2 separate regions of the Homo sapiens genome follow, and region 1 is linked to region 2. Evidence: read pairs that join two places in POLR2A ChIA-PET (ENCODE). Cell type or tissue: PC-9. All regions are shown on one strand. Links, peaks and the distances in the headings refer to the core of each region. The heading gives the core; the rest is flanking DNA. Region 1 has its middle 16 kb from the start of SOX8. Region 2 holds the start of GNG13 (G protein subunit gamma 13).

Region 1 (8,315 bases), core at 22-8,021, 200 kb before region 2:
GCCTCAGGGAGCCCAGAAGGGGGCTGGGCCTCCCTCCTGCCACATCTCCAGTTCCAAGGGACCCTGAACTGTGCCCAGGTGACAGGGCCCTCAGAGCAAGGGACTGTCCACCACGTGGCTCACTGCCAAGAGCTCCTGGAGGTGCCAGCATTCCGCTGGGCCAGGAGGGCAGCAGCGGCGGATCTGAGCTACAGTTTGGACGGACCCCTCAGGCAGCAGAAGCCCCTCGGAGGCCCAGGGGAGAACTCCACGCCCCCACCCCTGGGGCTCCCTGGAAAGGCACCGAAGGAAAAAATGTTCCTGAAAAACTAAACAAGTGAATTCAGAAGCTCAGGTGTCAGAGCTGGGGCCCCATGACGGGCCAGGGACAGCCATCGGCCCCTCCGTGGACACCCAGGGTTCCCTGGAGGAGAAATCATACAGGGCAGGTGGTGAGAACTTGAACTTCACCTCCACGGTGGCTTCCTCACGGGGCGATGTGAGGCTTGGGTGAGGTGACGCGGCATGTTTCAGGCTGAACGGTGGCCACAGCTGACCCTGGGAATCTGTGACTCTGGCTTGGTTGGGAAATGGAGTCTTTGCAGATGTAATTGATCAAAAGATCTTGCAGTGGGGTCATCCTGGGTTATCTGGGTGGGACCTAAATCCAGCGATGAGTGTCCTCATAGAAGCAGAGGAGGAGACAGACATGCAGAGGAGACAGCCGCGTGAAGCCGGGACAGAGGTTGGAGCGATGTGGCCACAAGCCAAGGGACACCTGGAGCCACCAGGAGCTGGAATAGGCAGGAAGGATCTTCCTCTGGAGTCTCATTGGGGAGCGTGGCCCTGCCCAAGCCTTGATCTCAGACTTTTGGCCTGCAGACCTGTGAGAGGACAGGTTTGTTTTCTAAACCACTCGGCTCATGGCACTTTACTTGGGCAGCCATGTGGCACTGCCACACCCCCGCAGCCAGGCCCTCAGCTCCAGGCATCTGGAGCTGCCTACCCCGCGGTAAATGCTGAGCTGAGGAGGCATCTCCAAGCCACCTGGGCCCCAGCTCTGGGAGGCCCTCAGCACTCCAGCCAGGTGCTCATAGCTGCCGTGTCCCGGGGGCACCGAGGCAGGGCCCTACCCCACTGAATGGGAGGGGCAGCACCTCCAGACCCGAAAGGCCAGCGCCTGGGGAGCTGAACAGGGGAGACCCACCGTCCACACGTCTGCCTGGGACTCTCCTGGCTTTAGCCCTGAACATCCCTCAGCTTGGGGACCCCTGGGCCTAACCCCGACAGGCTGATCCTCCAGTGGATACTCCGCAACCTCCAGGCTTCACTTCGCAGCCCCCATATCTGCCCCTCACACCCAGCAGTTTTTCCTAGAGGCGCCACTGGGCAGCCTGCACGTCGGGGCCCAGGATGCCGTGGCCAGCAGTGGTTGGGATTTCACGGACTTTAGACAGCTGCCAGTGTCAGGGTCCCGGGGGCTTTTCCCGGCCGCCACCCCCCCCCGCCAAATGGAGCCATCAGCTCCCTCTCCCCAGTCATGGAGACCGCACTGCTGTCCTTCCTTCCAGGCCAGGAGGAGCCCCCGCCATGTGATGAGCTGGGACGTGTGTCCACCCCGTGAAACCTGCTCTGCACGGCCTGGTCTTCAGGAGAGGAGCAACCCAGATGGGCTGAGTGAGGAGCCCAGGACCCACAGCCACTGCACAGAGCCGGGGGCACCTGTTCCCCGCACCCCCGCTCTGCTTGCCCTCCCACACCCCCAACCTGGCTTCCCACCGACTTTCCTGCTGGCATTCCAGGGAAAATCAAATCTCCTGGGGAGAAACGGCTTCTGTGTCCAAATGAGCTTTCCGAGTCCAGGTGCAAATGGTTTGGGGAGCTCCAGGAGCAAAAATACGGTTTCAATTTTCCAAAGCAGGCCGAGATCCCCGAGTTTAACCCACATGGCCGAGAAGCGAGGTTCCCACCCAGACCCAGGTCATCACCCAGCCGAGGCCACGGGGAGTGCGCTGTGCACATGGCATCGCCAGGGCCTGGGGCTCCTGGCTGGAGGTCAGGGAACTGGGGTCCCTGTCCCCGGTCCCATGGCCGACAGCACTTCTTCCTCTGGCCGCGGCTGGAGAACCAGCTGTCCAGGCCACTTGTCAAGGTCACTAAGAAACTTGGGTGGGAGAAGGAATTCATCCCAAACTCAGGAACCTTCCTGGGGTCGGGAGACACGGCGCTCAGTGACCTCCCAACTGGTACTTCCCAGGGACGGGACGCGGCCCTCACAGGGGGCGGCAGGTGCAGCCTCAGCTCTGCAGCTACCGGCCCCACCTCGGTGTTGTCTGAGGTTAAATGGAGTCCCAGCCTCGTGCATCTTGATTTGAGGGCCCTGAGCCTGCGGGCATCAGGGAGGGCCAGGGAAGCACCAGCAGGTGTGCCAAAGTGTGGGCACCCCCAGGGGGCAAAGGCCCTGCCACCCTCCCAGGCCAGGCTCTCAGAAGCCCCAGGGAGCCCACAGTGCCCGGACCTGCCTGGCCCCTGCTGGCTGAGCTGCCCCGGAAGAGCCTCCCTGCTCTTGGGAATCCCTGCAGGTCCACAGAGCCCTACCCCACATCGGCCTCTGACTGCTGGCTCATGACTGCTGGCTCATGACTGCTGGCTCCAGCAGCTCGAGGGGACCTGTCCTGAGCTCAGCCCAGGGGCCAGGACATGACTAGTGCGTCTCCAGACTCTGGCCCAAAACCCAGCCTCCATCCACCCCTCAGTGGCTTGAAGCAGCTCAGCTGGTCATGGGGGCTGGTGAGCAGCTCCGTGTGCCTGGCATGAGGCACCAGGGTCAGTTGTGACCTCACGGAGGAACAGCCTGGGGATGGGGAAACTGGGACCCACGCAGTCCCACCCCTCACAGTGATTACTGACAGTGACCATGGCCTTGAAGGAGACCATCAGAGGGTTCTGTCTGGGCCAGTTTAGGAGGGCTTCCAGGAGGAGGCAGCATGTGAGCCGAGAGAGGCATGGGCAGGAGAGGCAGGTTCAGGGCCAAGGACAGTCCAGGGCCCAGGGTAGTGGACACCACTCTCCCTCCTCCCAGGAAGAGAAATGTCCCCTTCAGGCAGCAGTTTCTAGAAAGATCTGGGTGGAGCCGGCAGGGACCACCAGAAGCTGCTCCACCGGGAGCTGCCCCACCTGGGGTCCCTCCACCTGTCCTCTACCACATGCCAGGGGCAGGCACGTGATCCGACTCGGTTCCCATCCGGCCCCTTGGGAACCAGCGAATGCCCGTGCCGGCTTGCTCCGTGGAACCAGCTGGCTTTCCCTCTTTCCCCCTTCCTCTTTCTTTCTGAAATCTGGATGCAGTTTGCTGCGTGGCCTCCCTCCTCAGTCCTGGCCAGGTGGTTTACCTGGGCTCCTATGCCACCTGTCAGTTTCCTCCCTGCCTGCTTCCCCACCAGCACCGGCTGCCCAGGCCTCCGGGCCTTCCTGCCGTCCTCCTTAGAGAGAAGAACCTCCTTGGGCCTTGGAGAACCCCCACGCTGGGTGTGCTTGGCCATCCGCACAAACGGGCTGGGCCGGGGCCCTCACGCTGCTGCTCGCTGGATTCCTTCTGCCCTGCACCTACCCAGGAGGCAGTCCCCAAATCTAGTTCACTGCTTCCAACTGCTCCCACTGTGTGGCACCTGGTGTGCACCTCCTGCCTGCTCCAGAGCTCCCAGGGCCTCCTGTGGGCACCGAGGGCACCTATGCCCTTCCCCTTTTCCCCCCATGGGTCCTGCGAGGCTGGCATCACTGCAGGTGAGGACCTGCCAGGGTCATGGCCTGGAACCCTGATCTGGAGTCTGAGCCCTGTCCAGGGGTTCTTGACTTGGGCCCAGCACTGCCCTGGCACCCAGCAGCCTTCACGCCTCCCGTGGGCCTCTCCAGCTGGCTCTGGGCGCCACCTGCCTGGTTCCAGCCACAGACTCCTCTCCTGCTGTCTGTCCCGCTGCCCTCTGACACGCCATGCAGGGGGCCCAGGGCACCCGTTTCCCAGACACAGTAACGGTGTCTCAGCCAGCTCCTGGCAGGCCTGGCCCGAGCCAGCCAGCAGGGACCACCAGGAGCTGCCCCAGCCAGGGTCCCTCCACCCATCCGACTCGAAGCAGAGCCCCTTCTCCCACAGCATTTTCAGAGCTTAGGCTGGGGGATCGGGGGTGCGTTTTGCAGACATGAGCTTCACAGATTTAAAATAAAGGAGGATTCGGGTGGGGACTCTCTGGGGGCTTCCTGCAAACCAGCCCCCGCGCAGGCTGTGTGGTAACCGAGGGCACCGTGGCAGTGAGGCAGGAGCAGTCGGCGCCCACACGCCGGATCTGCCGCACCCGCTGCCACCCACAGTCCTCTGGCGAGCTCTCAGATGGGAGGAACAGGTGACAGGGAGCCCTCCCCAGGGGAGCCGCGCCCCGAACCTCACAGGCGGGCGTGTGGAGCGGGAGGCGGGGGTGGGGTGAGGCCTCCAGACCCCATGGAAGATTGAAATGTCATCTGTCTCGTTTTCAAAGGAAGCTCAGCGGGCTCCATCCCCGCCTTTTGCAAGAAGATGACTCTTCTGCCAGATGGGAGGGGACGCCCACCTCCGCCACGCCAGCTTCTGTCTTCCTCCCGGTGACGGCACCACAGCTCCCCCGGCACCGCGTACATTCCTGAAGTGGTGAGGCCCGGGGACGGCCTGTGACCTGCCTCCTTCCCGGGAGGGGAGCTGGGCGGGTATTTAATGAAAGGAAATGCTCCAGCCGGCTGCTTCCTGCTCAGGTTGCCCAGCCTCCCTGCCGCTCCTGCCGCTGGCAACCTCCCGCGCTGGACACCGTGGAGGAGGCGGGCAGGCTCAGCACCCAGGGCCCCTGCAGGCACCGGCAGCTCTCAGAGATGCCTGGTCACTGGAGGTGCTTATAGGACCCGGCCTGGGCGGCCATCCGTTCCTGCAGACCCTCCCTCGGGGGCCCAGGGAGAAGCAGGGGCTGCTCTGAGCCACAGACCTTCCTCTTCCCTAAAATGCCTGAGGATGCTTCCCTGAAGGGGCCAGTGTGGGACTGGGGGCTGACAGGGCACAGGAGATGCTGCCTGGGTGTGTCCAGTGGGGAGACAGAGCTCTGGGGGTCTGCACCCAACAGCCTCCTCCCGTTCAGAGACAGCACGCTCCCTTCTCCTCCCTGAGAGGGAGGAAGCCCCATGCAGGGGTGGAGGTTTTGGTGTGGCCCCAGGCGTGCTGCGGCCTTGGCAGGGCAGCAGACCCTGGCCCCGTCCCCACCACTCCTCTTCCTGGGCTTGGGCCCCGACTGTGAGGGGTGGACTGTGGGTAAATCACCAAGAAGTGGAGTCAGGGGCCCTCTTCTGTTAAATGGGGTGAAAACTCGCACCAGCCCCATGAGCCCTCCATGCCTTTGTTGAGATCAAGCTGGAGGAGGACCAAGCACCCAGACGCCCTCCCACATATCATCACTGTCACCGTCACAGCCACCACTCCCTTCCTTTCCCCTTTGCCCCCGCCCCAGCCCTGACCCTGGGGTGCTCAGGGCCTCATTTCAGAACAGGTGAGCACCAAAGCCCTGACAGAGGCTAAGTCTCCTCTTTCTAACAGAATCTTCTTCCCTGGCCAAGACATCCCCTGGTACTTAGAGAGATGAGAAACTCACTGTGCAGGGGAATCGGGTGGCTGCGAGCCGCCTCACCTGCTCCCTTCCTCTTCACTCCTGCAGGTGCCCCCACGATGCCTCGGAAAGTAACCATGGCCGCCCTCATGGCAGCTCACCTGTTTTGGGGTATTTTATTCGCATCTGCAGAGTAGAGAGGAACATTCCAGAATGTGAAGACTTCAGAACGTGGACCCTGGGTTCTGGAGAGCAGGTGGCCTGACTTTTAGCTGGGAGCTGGGGGGATACACCCACAACTCAGTGGGAGGACCCCCAGCCGCTCTGGAGACCTGGCTTTCCAGTAGGTCTGCATAGCTCTGAATTGATTTTGGAAGAAACCGCCCTGAACTGTTTTTCTCACTGCCCTGTCTGGAAAAAAAAAACATCACCTTGTAACTTTATGTAAATGAGCCACATAGCATGCTCCTTTGCAGGAGGGGCTCAGCATGCCTGCCTGGTTCCTCCTCGTTACTGAGCTGGATCTCAGAATGGGAAAAGACCATAGTTTATCTACCTGCTCTTGAGGGGTGTGTGGAAAGTTCCCTGTTTGAGATCTACAAAGAACCTTCTCTCCTGGTGAACACAAGCGTGCATTTCACACGGGTGGACTTCCAGCAGCAGAATTGCTGGGTCATAGGTCACTGGCATGCCAGCTCTTGGTGGGACCACAAACCATCTTTGGAGTGGTTGTGCAATAGCAATACAAGCTTCTATCAGGAGGATGAGGCCCCGCTTGCCCATGTCCTCACCAGGACTGGATGTCTTCCCTCTGAACTTCAGCCATCCTAGTGGGTGCTGCATCTTTTAGAGAAATGAGCTTGACACATACTTCTACCATGTCTTGATAACTCAAGGTCACAGTCATTAGCATTAACCACAGTCCTAATGATGTACTCAAGCTGAGCAGGCAGGTGTCCCATGTCATGCACTCAGGGCCCCCCAGTTAGCAATGACTCCACCTGCACAGAACCCACAATAGCTGCCAGATGACAGATCTGCCTAGGGCTCCTGAGGTCTCTGCCATGCTTACCTCCCTGTTAGCTACCCCTTTGCCCTTCCTGCCAGTGGGTCTCCTGTAGAAATTGTTCTCACCATTGGAGCAATTTAAAGAGAGCGATGATGACCCTGAGCTTCCTGCTGCTGCCCAGCCTGTTTCCGTTACCACTGAGCCTTCATTTGGTTCAATGCTCTGTTCAATGCTCTGAAATATCTCAGAGACTTGAATCTGTTCTGCCTGGAGCAAACATGCCCTGCTTCACCTTCATTCATTCATTCACTCATTCACTGATTTGTTCATTCAGCAAATACTCATTGAGTATCTGGTCTGTGTCCAGGATAATTTAGGTTGTGGGTGAAGGCCAAGGACAGTTACGGCCCCAAGCTTGTTGAGCTCGTAAGGCCACCCAGGGACACATGGCTCATGTTGTGAGCCATGGCTCATGTTCTACCCCCACTCCACCATCCACACCACAAAGCATGTTCTTCTCCACAGATGGGCACGGGCAGTGTGGAACCTTCCATACCTGCCCACTAGATGATCACCCATCCTGCTTCTCCCAGGACTGAGGGGCTTCCCAGGACATGGGACTTTCACTGCAGAAACTGGAAATGTCCAGGCAATCCAGGATGAGTTTGGCACCCTACTGCTCACTGAGTCCTGGGACCCACAGCTGTGAGAGGGCTGCATATGGAACCGGTGGTTGTGCCTGCCTCAGGCATGTCTCAGACCTGTCCCAGGTGTCTCCTAAGCACTACCACTCACTCAGGTTCAGAGAGAAAAGAGCAAGCTGGAGCCATCCAGGTAGGATACTTCAGACTGAGTGAAGAAATGAAGGATGATGCTGTCTAACTGAATGAGAGATGAGCTGCTCAGAGACAAGACTCATTGGAAACATCTATCCTTGTGAACACAAGACTCACCAGATCCCTGCTCAAGACTCAGTGGAAACATCTGAAGGGCCCCATTTCCTCAGAAAGCCTCCACTGACCACAAGGCAGGTTGGGTCCCTGTACTGGTTCTTATGGTCCCCTGTATGTGTCCTGTTTTGCCCTTTCCTGATGTATTGAGGGAGCTCAGGGCTGAGTCTATCTCCTTCTCCTTTAAAGCTCAGCACCTACTACATAACAGTCACTGAATGAATTAATGAATGAATGAAGGAGTGGATGGATGGGTGGATGGGTAGGTGGGTGGGTGGATGAACAGATGGATGAATGAGGGGGTGGGTGAGTGGATGGATGTATGGTTGCAGTGGATAATAAATGGATGAATGGGTGGGTGGGTGGGTGGATAAATGGATGGATGGATGGGTGAGTGGCTGGTGGTTGGATGGATGGATGGGCAGGTGGGCGGTGGGTGGATGAATGGGTGCATGAGTGGATTGATGGGTGGGTGGATGGATGGGTGGGTGGGTGGGTGAGTGGATGGATGGGTGGGTGGGTGCGTGAGTGTGTAGTTGGGTAGGTGAATGGATGGATGAGTAGGTGAAAGGATGGATGGGTGGATGGATGGATGGATAAATGGGTGGGTGGATGGGCGAGTGGGTGGATGGATGGATAGGTGGGTGGGTGGGTAGGTGGGTGGATGAATGGGTGGGAGGGTGGATGGATGGGTGGGTGGATGGATGGGGGTGTGGATGGGTGAGTGGGTGGTGGATGGGTGCATGGATGGTTGGATGGGTG
Region 2 (8,315 bases), core at 170-8,169:
CAACTCCTGAGCTCAAGGGATCCTCCCGCCTTGGCCTCCATAAGTGCTGGGATTACAGGTGTAAGCCGCTACTTCCTGTCGTCTACTCTCTGTATTTTGCAAATAAAACGTTTGCAGGTCATGTCAAACATCAAGTGATTGATCTGTGGGGACGCAGGCGCCTTCCTCAGAGCCCCTCCCTCCCCTGCTTCTGCCCCAGCCAGCCTTGTGCATCTGCAGATACCGAGGCTGCTCAGGGGCGCTCTGCTGTCCACTGAGTGCGAGGAGTCTCAGGCGCTGCAGGGACCCGGGTGCTGCCACACGGGTGGACAGCCCATGGTGGCCGGTTGGAGGCCTCTAGCACAGACCCTGCACACCTGGAGGCTTCTGCTGGCAAAGCCCTGGGACCTAAGACCAGATGCCCAGGGCTATGGCCCACTTGGGATGACACACAGGGTCCCCAGATGTGTGCATCTACCCCAGTGACCCCCTTTTTGGGATGCTTGTGTCTGTTCTGGGGCTGCTCTGGGCCCCAGGGGTTGGGGGTGGGCGGTGTCCCCTTGTGAGAAGGGGCCCGCATGGCAGGAGTTCCCTGTGGGCGCAGGCCAGGCCCTGGAACGGTCTGTACCTCGCACACTGCATTTGCGAGCGGCTGCGCTGTTCCTGAGCTGGTTGGGAGCTCAGAAATGCAGGCGGGTGTCTTCCTGCCCCATGGGGTGGTAGAGATAGCCAGGAAGTGAGTGCCGGCCGCCCAGGGCCCCAGGCTTATTTCCCGAGACGGAGCTTGGCCACCTGTGGTCTGGTCTCCACGTAGCAGGATGCACGTTCGAGGCCTGTGACCCATGGGGTGGTAAGTGGGGTGTGCAGCTGCCCCACCCGTGTTGGGGTGACCTGGCTGTCCCCAGCAGCCACCTCTGCACGGGGGCTTCTGGTCAGTTCGGGCCATCCTAGCATCTGGCTAGGCTCTGCCAAACCCATTTGCCAATCAGATTTGGAAGACTGGACATTCTGTGGTTTCCCTAGCCCCGGAAGCAGCAGCAGGGCCATCCCCTGCACTGGGGGTCCCAGGATCCCTGATGGGCTGTGGCGTGACCCATCCAGGGTCTTAGAGGCCAACCTGGATTCACAGCATGTCCTGTGGTTAGAGGTACAGGCGGGTCCTTGGGCCCTGATGCACTTACAGTGGTGGCCACCCAGCCCGGGATGTTTGAATGAAGCCGTGGGGACAGCCAGAGGCCAGAACACACCGTCTTAACTTCTAGGTGTCCTTAGGCAAAATCACGGGACCTTTGTCATCCCTTTTTTTTTTTGAGACAAGGTCTCCCTGTTGTGAGCTGTGGCATGATCACAGTTCACTGCAGCCTCCACCTTCCAGGCTCAAGGGATCCTCTAGCCTCAGCTTCCCAAAGTGCTGGAATGACAGGTGTGAGCCACTGCACCCAGCCTAGTCATCCCAAAGCAAGTGTCCGTCTGTGTGGGCAGGGACTCTCCCAAAGCCAGAAGCCCTGTCAGGCTGCTGCACGGCTCTGGCCACCACCCTGCGGATCACGGGCTCCTAGGAAAGCCGCCCCAGGGACCACGACACACCGGAGGGTGGCCTGGGGCAGAAGGCGCGACTCACTCTCCCTTCCCTTCCCCCACAGACCTTGGAAAGGTCTCGCCTCAAGGCCTCCCACCACCCTCGGCTGAGCAAATGTGTCTCTCTTTTGGAAAATCTGCGACTTCTGAGCTGGTACTCTTGGAAGAGCGTAATTTGGTGGAGCCGGCAGTGGGGGCCTCTGAACCCAGCAGGCTGTTATTTTGCCCGTCGGTTCCCCTTAAACACACTCAAGTTCCGAATGGGGGCAGCACCCCATCCCCGGGAGCCCAGCTGGCATTGCTCCTGGTGACACACTGACCTCCAGTCCTCAGGCCAGGAGCTAGGGCGTCCGAGCCTGTGGGGATCCACCGCCCAGCCTGCTTCTGTCCTTCCAGGACCTCCTGCCTCAGGCCATGCTTCTGGTTAGCAAAGACATACCTAGCTTTTCAGGAGACGGGCGTCTCTTAAGTAGGAAACCTCCGGCGACTGTAACCACGCACTGACCTGCAGCTGTTCAGAGTAAACCGAGCTAAGGCAGGCACGCTACCCCGAGGCTGCAGCGCGAGCGTGGCTACGGCCAAGCCCCCAGCAGGCCCCTGACTACACAATGGAGGTCAGGTGTGGATGACAGCCACGCACCCGGGACTCCCTTGAAGTTGTTTTTTTTTTTTATTATACTTTAAGTTTTAGGGTACATGTGCACAACGTGCAGCTTTGTTACATATGTATACATGTGCCATGTTGGTGTGCTGCACCCATTTACTCGTCTTTTAACATCAGGTATATCCCCTAATGCTATCCCTCCCCCCTCCCCCCACCCCATCCCTTGAAGTTTTCCGTTGTGTTTTCTGTGCTTGGGTTTAAGAGCTTCAATTGTTTTTGAAAATCACTTTGAAACTTTCACAGATGACAGAAAAGTCGTTGCCGTGAGCTCCAGTTAACTAGGCGGAGTGAGTTTCTTTGGTGAGGAGCTGCCTTCGTTATTTCCCCAGGCCCCACGCTTGCAGTTTTGTTTGCAGGGACTGAGGGAAGTCAGCGTGTCCTCCACACACATTCACCCACCACCCCCGGGCTGCTTGGGTCCTGCAGGCCACAGGGTCCCCCTAGGACAGCCAGAGCCCTCTGCAGAGCCTAGGGCACAGGCGGGTGGAGGATGGGACTGGTCCTTGGTCCCCAGCTCAGCACTTTATCCCTCTGTTCCCCGGAGAGTTGACTGGTGTCGGGGGCTGTCTCCCCCACCCATTCGGAGTTGAGGCCGCAGCGAGAGGCCAGTCCCGGGAGACCCTGCTGCAGCTTCCCGCTAGGAAGGGATCAGAGCCCCCTATGCCAGTGTGGTACCAAGCCCTAAAGTCAGCGTGAAGGGCCTCCGGCCTCCTGTGCTTCCCCCACGGTCTTGGTTGGCTGTAAATGGGAGGTCTCGATGCTCCTGCCCCAAGCCAGGCCCAGCGGCACAGCCCCACGCCTGGTGGGTCAAGAGCCCCTCGGGCCAGGGACAGCTATTTCTAGGGCAGCGGAAAGAGCCCTGCGTGTTCTCAGCCAGCGGCCCAATTAGTGGCCTAATTTCAGAAAGGAGCCCCTGGCCTCGGGAGGCTGTGGTCACTCCGTTGGGGGACTGGCTGCCATTCCTCCCAATGAGAATCGCTGAAGCCGGGTCCAGCTGTAGGGCCGGGGGAGGCAGATTCCAGACCCGAGGCTGACTCCAGCTCAAGGCGTCAGCGCCCGGATGTGTTTGGGGGTTTCCGAGTGCAGCCTTGGTAGGAAGGTCGAAGTCAGTCTTCAAGACCCCCGTCTTACTGAGGATGGGACCTCACAGCCCCTCACACGGGAGCAGAGGTTACTGCACCCACCCAGGTCAGCACAGGACCTGCTTCTGATTCTGGGGGTCCACACGACACCGAGGCTGACTGGTGCCCCCCCAGCGACCAGAAACGCCACAGAAGTGGGGTGAGAGACGGGACCCACATCACATGCCTGGGACATGGGCCTGCAGCAGACCCAAAACCCTCAGCTTGCCCTGGCCCTGCCCCCACTTCCCTCAACCTCCTCCTGCCCTTGGCCTTGGGGGTCACCCAGACCCTGCTCAGGTAGGCAGGCCGGGTCCACCATGCAGGTACACACAGCCACTTCTCTGCTGAGATGCTGAGGACTGGCAGGACCTGCCCGGACCACAGGGCAGTGCTCACTCCAGGACGTGACCCCACGGCCCGTCTCACCTGTCCTGGTGGCCCACACCACACTCCAACCTGTGTCCTGATTCACTGGGGGCACTGGCCGTGTTGGACAGAGCTCAGGCACCCTCAGGGACCTTACTGGGTCCAGTGAATTGACCAAAAGCCAGAACCTGGAGCCTTGGCGACCCCATTAGGAGACCTCCTAGGTCCTTCCAGATGAGCAGATGCAAAGGCCGCTTGGGGTCCTGAGAGTGGCCACAGAACCCCCAGCTCTCACAACTCAGCTGCGGACCTCAGGGTGTTCCCCCGCCTGGCCCTGGCTCCAAGCCACCTGCTGTCCCAGGGAACGTGGGGGACATGCCCTGGGGTCCCCCCCGCCTTGCCTGCATCCTGGGGTGGCACACACCCCTCCCCTAACAGCCATTCCACTCTCTGGCGCCCAAAGTGGTGCCCCCAGCCACAGGGAGAGCCCTCAGCAGCCCAGAAACTAAGGTGCATCCGAAGTCACAGCACCAGGGGGCACAGGCAGGGCAGGGCGGGCACTGGGATCAGGGAGACGTCTAGCCCCCACCATGCCAAGAGGGGCAACCATCTGCCCTGAGGAGGAGGCCTCGTGCCCTGGGCTTTAAGCTGCCCCACCCCACCCCCAAATCCATAATAAAAATAATCCCTTCCCTAATGTGCCCCAGTTCCAGAGGCGCCTCTGATCCAGCCGACACACATCAGGGCGGGAGGTGCAGGTGGCCCCGATTCACGGAGTCACACTGGCAGGGAGTCCTGCTGAGTGACTTCAGGGACCTGAGCGCCTGAGAGGGACAGGGCCCACCTCTCCCCGACAACCCCTGCAGAGGTCTGGGCCACCCCAGGCAGGCCGGGCGGTTCCCTGTGACACTGGGGAAGGCAGAGTGACCTGCTCACAGGCCCCTGGCCCTGCCAGCACCCACCGAGGGCCTGGCCCACGCTTCCCCGGGGGTGGCCCAGCTTCTGCAGGGACTGTTTGGGGAGCTTGGCCCTGTGCCCCCAGAGGCTGCTGTTGCTGCCTGGGCGCCCCCACCTAGGATGCAGCCTGGTATGTACGTCACCTGCTGGTACATAGGGCACAGCTCCCACAGGAGCCCAAGGGGTACACCCAAGGGCAGGGTGGGAGGAGACACGGGGAAACGTGTCAGAGGAAAAGGGGCCAGTCTCAGCTCTGCAGGCTGACAGGTGCGGAGCCCCAAAGGGAAGCCCTCTCCCCAGAGCCTTGAGGTCACACAACCCGAGCCCAAGTGCTGCAGCTGGGGGCACCTCTCCCGAGGCAGCGTGCCCCAGAGCACCCACAGTGGACCGGTGTTGGGGACGCCTCAGGCCGCCACTCTCAGCTCAGATCAGACTGAAAAGCACGGCACTCTCCTGCCCTCGGGAGCTGCCCCGTGCCGGCCACTGGTCTGGGAACAGGGGATCGGGCTGGAGCAGGGAGCTCCACAGAGCCCCGGGGCCCCTAGCAGTAAGAGGCTCACATCCCAGGGTGAGCCACATGGCCCACACAGGATGCCTCTGTCAGGGGGGCACAGCTGAGTGTCACCTGAACCCTGCAGGCTGCAGAGGCTTCAGAGGGCAAAGGGTCCCAGCCCCATCCCCACTCCTCCCGGCTGGCCCAGGACACTGGAGGGGGAACCCACCCCCTCAAGTGGAAGGAGACCTCTCCACCAGGGCCCAAGCTGGCCCCTCAGGGAAAATGGACCAGCCCCACACTGGCCCCTGGCTGCATGTCCATCCGCTGGGTGAGCCCAGGGGAGGGGGCAGCACAGGCTATCTCTGGGGTCAGCCCAGCCCTGAGGAGGGTGTGGGGGCGGCGCCAGGGCCCAGGTGGCGGGAGGGGCGGGGCACAGCCAGGGCTCTGCCTGGCGGACTCCCGGAACATCACTTGGCCCTCGCTCTCACTCGCGGTCGCCTGGCCGTTGTCATTGTCCCTCCGCTGTCACCTTTTCAAGGTAGGTCCGATGAACAGGCGCCCGGGGCTAGGGAGGGCCCGGAGGCCCCTCGACTCTCAGCTGGCCCAGGTCAGTCCCCTGGGCTCACCCTAACTCCCGGGGCGAGGGCAGCTGCCCCGCAGGCAGCAAAACCCAACCCGAGCCGGTGCTGCAGGCAGGGAGGCGGCTCTCGCGGTGCGGGGGAGCTGTGTCCATCTGAGCGCCGTGCGCCGCCTGCAGTGCCCACCGAGTCCCGTGGCTGGGGGCGTCCACGGGGTGCACGGGGTGGGTGGCCAGGCTTGGCGGCAGCTGCGCGAAGGTAGGGCTGGGCAGCAAGGACTGGGCTGTGGGCGGGGCGCCAACACCCCGGGCCTGGGAGGACCCGCACGCAGCTAGTCCTGCGCCCACGGGGCTGAGTGTAGGGTCTCCGAGAAAAGGCCTGCACCGGGGATGGGGGCGGGTAGGGGTGCTGGAACTCCAGAGTCTCCGGGAGGGAATCCTCTGCATGACCCTGATCACTCCCCCAGAAACCTGCCCCCGCTCGCTCCCCGGCCTCCCACCCCACTACGGGCAGACCCTCTGCTGGCTGCTGGGAGTCTGCCCAATTCACCACCGGGACCCCACCAGCCTCAGGCCCTGGGCCCCTCCCTAGGTGGCCGGTGCAGCTGCACGACCAAAGGATGGGGAGACTGTTGGGCCAGGAGCCCCCTTCACAGCCAGAGGCAGGCTCCCCGAAACTTGACGCCAACCCCCACCCACCCTCCCAAGGTTCAGCCCTGTCTCCCAACCTTGGGGACGGGGGCCAGAGTTGGGACGGAGTGAGGGACTCCCTGGGCCCCTGGAGTGGGTAGGGGGAGAGGCAGGGGGCAACCCACCCCCACTTGCCTCGAACTTGTGGCAGTTCTGAGGGGTGTCAACCTGTGGCTTTCCCAGGCTGGCCACAAGCAGAAAGCACGCAGGTAACGTGTGTGGTTCCCAGACACACTGGGGACCCAGGGGCCACCCACAGCCCATATCCCAGACTCGGGTAGTATAGCCTGAGCCCCCAAGATCCTGAGCACACACCCCACCTGCCAGAGAAGCAAACTGCAGCAGAACATTCCTGTCCAGGAGTCCTGGCTCTGGACTGGGCTCTGCCATGCAAAGCAAAGGGGCACACAGCGGGGCGGGGCAGGGGCCACCTCCTGAGGACCTCGCCCCACACCTCACACCGTGGTCTGGGTCAGCCTGCGTGGGCCTCAGTGGGAGGGTAGGAGCTGGGGGCCTGCCGTGCTGAGCACCCTTTCTCCTGCCTGCAAGGGATCTTCGTAAGGTGTGGGGGCCTATGGGGGAGTAGCTGAGGATGTAAAGTTTCTTGCAGTTAATTAGTCCCAGTGCAGGAGGCGGGAGCTGGGGCCTTGTGGGAACTCGCTCTGTGCCCTGCACCCTAGCAACGCCTAGGGGACTGGCCCAGGCAGTGGTGTGGACTCTCCCCGCTTCATCCTGCGGGGTTCAGCTCAGGCCTGCGGGGAGCAGCGGGGGTGGGGACTACAGGCTGGTGGCCTCGGCCCTGTGGCTTCCTCCTGTGCCCTCCAGCCCCAGGCTGGCTGCTTCAGAAGCCCCTGACCCCATGGAGGAGTGGGACGTGCCACAGATGAAGAAAGAGGTGGAGAGCCTCAAGTACCAGCTGGCCTTCCAGCGGGAGATGGCGTCCAAGACCATCCCCGAGTGAGTGCCCCACCTGCCTGATTTGCCTCTCATTTGTCTGCCCTGCGCTGGCTGCTCATTTCCATAGCCACGACCACCGCCGCCGACAGGCAGGTGCAGCAGGAGGCCCTCGGGGGTCAGGTGCCACCACTCACCTGCCACCCGCCCACCCGCAGGCTGCTGAAGTGGATCGAGGACGGGATCCCCAAGGACCCCTTCCTGAACCCCGACCTGATGAAGAACAACCCATGGGTGGAAAAGGGCAAATGCACCATCCTGTGAGCCCCGCACCCGGCCCCTCTCACACCATCCTGTGAGACCACGCCCGGCCCCACTCCCACCATCTTGTAAGACTGTGCCCAGCCCCACTCACTCCATCCTGTGAGTCCCACTCCCAGCCCCACTCCCACCATCCTGTGAGCCCATGCCCGGCCCCACTCACACCAACCTGTGAGCCCCACTCCCGGCCCCACTCACTCCATCTTGTAAGACTATGCCCAGCCCCATTCACTCCATCCTGTGAGTCCCACTCCCAGCCCCACTCCCACCATCCTGTGAGCCCCACTTCCAGCCCCACTCCCACCATCCTGTGAGCCCCACTCCCAGCCCCACTCCCACCATCCTGTGAGCCCCACTCCCGGCCCCACTCACTCCATCCTGTGAGCCCCACTCCCAGCCCCACTCACACCAACCTGTGAGCCCCACTCCCGGCCCCACTCACAACATCTTGTAAGACTGTGCCCGGCCCCATTCACTCCATCCTGTGAGACCACGCCCGGCCCCACTCACTCTATCCTGTGAGACCACGCCTGGCCCCACTCCCACCATCCTGTGAGCCCCACTCCTGGCCCCACTCACACCATCCTATGAGCCCACGCCCGGCCCCACTCCCACCATCCTGTGAACCCCACTCCACTCGCACGTGATTACAGTCTGTAAAGGTGTGAC

Evidence for each region. Peaks named below come from ENCODE experiments on the same cell type or tissue, not always from the same donor. Only the 100,000 strongest peaks of a DNase experiment are listed, where the experiment ranks them.
Region 1: POLR2A ChIA-PET joins it to region 2 with 20 read pairs; 6 of 35 experiments call an interaction of 5 or more read pairs at or near these places.

What each region holds. Positions count from the first base shown.
Region 1 is chr16:994,004-1,002,318 of GRCh38, reverse strand. No RefSeq gene overlaps it. Among named protein-coding and RNA genes, the nearest start is that of SOX8, 16 kb to the right of the region's middle. RefSeq lists an enhancer at 1-417. In PC-9, for the core only: no CTCF peak of the experiment used is centred there; a DNase peak (open chromatin) is centred at 4,668; H3K4me3 peaks cover 1,070 bases; H3K27me3 peaks cover 5,437 bases.
Region 2 is chr16:798,053-806,367 of GRCh38, reverse strand. It overlaps GNG13 (G protein subunit gamma 13), which reads left to right and starts at 5,634. Exons shown (of 3, transcript NM_016541.3): 1 at 5,634-5,702; 2 at 7,257-7,388; 3 at 7,544-8,315. The coding sequence starts at 7,291. The coding sequence ends at 7,649. CHTF18 (chromosome transmission fidelity factor 18) reads right to left here. Exons shown (of 22, transcript NM_022092.3): 22 at 8,294-8,315. RefSeq lists enhancers at 1,846-2,389, 2,934-3,478, 4,296-4,845, 4,846-5,395, 5,396-5,945. In PC-9, for the core only: no CTCF peak of the experiment used is centred there; no DNase peak of the experiment used is centred there; H3K27me3 peaks cover 2,737 bases.